Linked DNA regions of Mus musculus: region 1 is linked to region 2. Evidence: chromatin loops called from intact Hi-C (ENCODE). Cell type or tissue: heart. All regions are shown on one strand. Region 1 holds the start of 4930566D17Rik (a long non-coding RNA gene). Region 2 overlaps Sipa1l2 (signal-induced proliferation-associated 1 like 2).

What was found. A loop is a pair of places that touch in the nucleus more often than their neighbours do. Peaks named below come from ENCODE experiments on the same cell type or tissue, not always from the same donor. Only the 100,000 strongest peaks of a DNase experiment are listed, where the experiment ranks them.
Region 1: a loop joins it to region 2, with 1.9 times the contacts of the local background. A loop is called at or near these places in 3 of 42 quality-filtered maps.

Annotation. Positions count from the first base shown.
Region 1 is chr8:125,522,106-125,524,605 of GRCm38, reverse strand. The region is part of intron 1 of Sipa1l2 (signal-induced proliferation-associated 1 like 2); the gene reads left to right. 4930566D17Rik (a long non-coding RNA gene) reads right to left here and starts at 2,274. Exons shown (of 3, transcript XR_003947612.1): 1 at 1,294-2,274. In heart, no CTCF peak of the experiment used is centred here; a DNase peak (open chromatin) is centred at 1,255; H3K27ac peaks cover 1,734 bases.
Region 2 is chr8:125,460,047-125,462,546 of GRCm38, reverse strand. All of the region lies in intron 10 of Sipa1l2 (signal-induced proliferation-associated 1 like 2), which reads left to right. Among named protein-coding and RNA genes, the nearest start is that of 4930566D17Rik, 61 kb to the left of the region's middle. In heart, a CTCF peak has its summit at 938; a DNase peak (open chromatin) is centred at 856; H3K27ac peaks cover 2,100 bases.

The DNA.
Region 1 (2,500 bases), 62 kb before region 2:
TAAATAGCTTCAAAGGGTCTCTGTGTCCAGTTTCTCTTCCTTTCCTGAGTAACTTGAAAGGAAGCAGAGTAGTCATCTTAAACCACCCAGATTTCAGTGCCATTGATGTTGGGAATTCCACAAGATCGTGATATGCCTCAGTGCAGTGTGTGTGTGTGTGTGTGTGTGTGTCTGTCTGTCTGTCTGTCTGTCTGTCTGTACTAGCCTGGGTGAGTTGAGTGGTCAGCATGCTAAACACATACTATCGTCAGGAACGTTAGTGCCCAAAGCACATTTCCAGGAAGACTGATGCCATCTGACGTACTAAAGTCCCCTGGTTCCCACTGTCCTTAGTGCATGCGATCTACACCGAGTGCTGACTGGGCAAGCTGGGCTAAGTCTGTGTTGGTGTCCAGTGCTGATTGTTCACGTCATCATCGTATCTCAGAGTGGTGAAGGGAATGTGGAGGCCATCCTAGCTGTACAGGATTCTGAGGGGAGAGATGTGACTCTTTTGCTGATTGCTAGAGCTTCTAAGGTCTGCGCAGAAATGAACAGGGCGTGCTTGACTTAGACTGACCTCAGTATATTGACAAGGAACTTTGGTTTTATTTGTTTTCATTTTGTGTGTATGTACATGTCTATGTTCTTAACATGCAGATGTATGGAAGCATAGGTCAGCCTTTGGTGTCTTTTCTTAAGTTCCGTTCATTTCATTTTATGAAACAAGGTCTCCCACTAGCCTGGGGTCCAACAATCCAGCTGGGCTGTCTGGATAGTGTGCCCCAGTGACCGTACCTGTCTCTTTGTCTCTAAATCCCAGCACTGTGTTTGTAGGAGCACACCATCATGCTTGACTTTTCTTCCTGAGTTCTGGGGATCGAACTCAGGACCTCAAGCTTACATGGCAAGCACTCTACACAGCCCCAAGAATTTTACTGTTAAAGAAAAAAACCAAACCAAACCAAACCAAACCATAGCCTTGCTTAGATGCTGGATTTCCCTGCATACCAGCAGGTTGTCTTCTCACCGTTGGCGGGAGAGCTACAAGGAATAACTGTGTGTTGGTGCTGGCTGCACTTCCTCAGAACCGCACTTCCTCAGGAAGCCTGCGGGTAGGAACAAGGTGTGGGGAGGGGCATGTCTGCATGGCTTGTTTCTGTGCAGAGCATCTTGTGAGGTGTCCCCAGCACAGACCTAGGAATGCGGATCTTCCTGTCCCTTCCCTTGCATTCCAGTACATAACAGTTGCTGGGGAAGACCCAGTTTTAGGTGCTCCCCTCCCCCACTTCCCAGCCCAGACAGAGCCCTTACCTCATTAAGCCACCTGTGAAGGAGGAAGTGTGGCCAGGCTCCAGAGTCCTCATTGATGCTACTCAGAGAATCTGTGGCTTCCTTTCCTGGCCATAAACAAAAGCAGCTGAAAGAATGGGCTTTGCTTCTCATGGGATGCTTGCTATGTCAGGGGAAGGAAAGGCGCTTTCTCATAATGTTCATCTTGTAGGGGCCTCACCATAAAATACAGACAGTAACCCAGAAGTGCCGTGTGAAGCTGACTATTAGCAGCAGACTTTTCGAGTTTGTGTTGGGGTCTCATAATACATGCACACGAGGACACATGAGGACAGAACCCTCCTTACAGGAAAATTGGAATATTGATCTCTGAAAACAGCGATGCTTCAGAAATGCCTCTCTCTTAAGGTCTGGAAGGTCATACTGTGTTCGCAAGAGATACTTGTTATTCGCAGTGCAGTCATGTCTCCCGCATAGGTCTCCCTGGTGACGGCTCCATGTGTCCTCTTGCACAGCCTCAGTGGCAGAGAACATCACAACGCAGTGTGCTCTTGTCCTACTACAATGGCTAGAAGCTAGGGGCTGCCTGTGGGAACTGGTGGCTGTGATAGGTGGACAGACAGGCCAGGGAACACTTGGATAGGAAATCTTTCACAAATATTCTGGTGTTGGGGGTCATTATATTGTAACATAAGCCGTTAGGCATTATCAAGTAAATTCATATATTTATGTAGCCGTTCTGTCTGTCTGTCTGTCTGTGGTTTTCCATAAGACTAGAATTCTGAACCTGCTAAAGCAACCTCCTTATCTTCCTCCCTCTGAACCTATCTATTCTGCTTCTGCTTTGAGTCTTCACTATTCCTGGAACCCCATGGAAGAGAAATGGTCTGTCTCAGCCTTTGTCCCTTTGTGACTCATGTATCTCACTTAGTGGCCCTGGAGCTTCAGTCATAATGCATCAGACGTCAGAATTCCCTTCCTCCTTAAGGCTGAATAACATTCCATTGTGTGAATGGGTCACACTGTTTATTCACCCATCAAAGGACACTTGGGTCAGTTGGAACGAGAGCTGTTGTCAGAGTGGCTAGACACTGCTAGAGCAGTGTTTTTTCAACCTGTGGGTCACGTCCCGTCTGGGGTCGCCTAAGACCGGGAAAAACACAGATATTTGCATTACAATTCATAACAGTAGCAAATTTTCATGAATTATGAAGTAGCAATAAAAATA
Region 2 (2,500 bases):
TGTCCCAGGACCCCATGAGCCAAACTTAAGATAAAGAAGCCACAATGGAAGATAAAAAACTATTTCATAAAACAAAAGTCAAATTGAGTAAGAGCTAAGCTTCCTCTCGGCCTTCCTAGAATAGAAGCTGACGTGGCCTGTAAGTGAACGTCTTTGACAGCAACTTTTAAGGGCATCTGTGGTGGGAATACAGATGTGTGCCTCCTCTGTCAGCAAGGGTCAGGTCTTCAGTTTCTCCTGGAGACAAGACAACTGCAGAGATGAGTGAAAACGTTTCCAGACCTGATATAGGTTTGGTCTGCTGTTGCTCTGTAAGAAACTCTAGAAGCTTTTAAGAACGTTAGATAATAAAAATAGTAACATTCTCATTATGCCTGGTATTTTGAGCACATGATTTCAAAGAATAGAATTTCCTAAGGAATATTGAATTGTTTTTCAGCTAAAACAAATAAACAAAACTACAGAGTGGATGTTTTTGCTGCTGTCTTTTCCTCAAGAGCATGTTTTTCCTCCAAAGAGGCTTTCTTATCTGCCTGGATCTGCCTATAATTAATTCTTTGTTTTAAGTGCAATTGAAAATAGCCAGGATATTTATTCAGAGACTTCGCCTTTGTTGATGCCCTTCCCAGAGCACACAGTCTTCTCCTTACATTGCTCAGCTGCCCTCTCTCTGTTCTCACCTCTGGGGAAGGAACCAACCCAGCACACATCAAGCAGGACTCTCCATTGAGCTTTTTTAAAGTTAGTGTTTTCATTCTTCCTGATTCACTTTCACTTCTGATGGGGATGGGCCCTGAGAATGGTATGTGCTGTAGTCAGAAGTCCTCTGCCTGCAGCCCTGTCACACCAGCTCTTAGCTATGCAGGAAGTGCTGCTCTGGGTGTCCCAGCCATGCCCCAGTACAGTCAGGCCCTGTAGTACTCTGTTATGTTAGAAAGAGGGAGTTCATGTATGTGTCTCACACATGCTCCTGTGTGCATGTTGCTAGAGGCCTCAGGAATGCTAGGCAAGTACCAAGCTGCTTTCCCAGCTTACGTATGCATGCACATGCACACCAATAAATAATAAACCTTTTAAATAAAACTGAAAACTCTCTTTAAGGGCAGCTTACATTGGTTTCATGGTCCTATAGTTAAGGATACAGGATTTGCCTGAGGCTCTGACATCACATTTGATTTGTGGTGTGGAAAATTACCTCCATCTTCTTTCATAAATTGGCTCTTAGAGCCTGTCAGGAAGGAAAGGAGTTAAATGAGCAGTTATGTGCATGTGCACACATCTGTGTGATTTTTTACTATGTAGTGGGCCTCTGTGCAAGTTCTATGAGGGTGACAGACACGGCAAAACTAGCTAATTATAAGGAATCTTACCTCAGTGCTGTGCCTCTCTGAATGAGAAAGTGCCTCATTCATTCATAGATAGATAGATAGGTTGATTGATAGATAGATAGATTAGCTCAGTAATACTCTTACAGGATATCAGTGAGAAATAATTTGAGAACCCATCTGCTTCCTCCTGCAGCCTGAGGGGCCTTCAGGTTAATGGGCACTTCTGGCTGTCCTCAGGTCAGTGATGCCTGCCTGGTTCCACCCTTCACTACAGAGTTGACTGAAGTCTTGTGTGGAGCTGGTGTGTTTGTGTGAATCAAAAGCCACGCCTGCTCTGAAGTCATTTCTGAGCCTCAAGGACAGTCCAGCTGCCTGCCTCCACCCTGCTCCCAGTTGAAAGAAACCAGGGCCACTTTTGGTTTCTTGATGGAGTTGGTGGGGGAAGCTCATTAAGGAATCTCCTGCTGGGCCAGGACCCTTGAGTAAATTCTAGCCCATCTCGGGAGCGACCCGGAGCACCGGGGATGACTCTTCAAATGGAAATGAGCTGAGGAATGGGCTCATTCTGGCTACTGGGCCGGAAGTGCTGCCACTCCCTGGGCTGCCTGATTAAGGTCTTTCTGACTGAGATTACTAAGTAGGTGCAGGGCTTGCCAGGAAGTATGCAGACCTGAGTTTAGATCCCTAGGCCCACAGGAGAGCAGCCCTGGGAGGTTGGAAGCCCAGCGTTCCTCTGGCAAGACGGGAGGCAGAGCTAGGAAGCCCCAGAAGTTCAGGGCCTGCCAGTCTGCTGTGCATCAGCGACCCCCGTTTCAAGGTGGACCGTGAGAATAGACACCCAGGGTTGTCCTGTGACTTTCATATGGGCACCGTGGCCCACATGCATCCACCCACCCACATTTACACACACAAAGTTGTTGGGTTTTGGTTTTGTTCTATTTAAAGATCTTTTTCTGTTTTTCAAAGATCAGGCCCCACCCCTAACCCTCGCATTCAGTCAGTGACATTTTAGGGGAAAGGCATCCTTCAAAGGCCGCTGTCTGAGAAGTAATGACTCTCCAGAGCCATGCATGACTTGCCACACATTGCGAATTTAGTAAATATGTCCAATAAAAATGGAAATGAAACTCCAGGCTGTACATCTGGCTCCTGTGATTCTTTGTGCTTTGTTG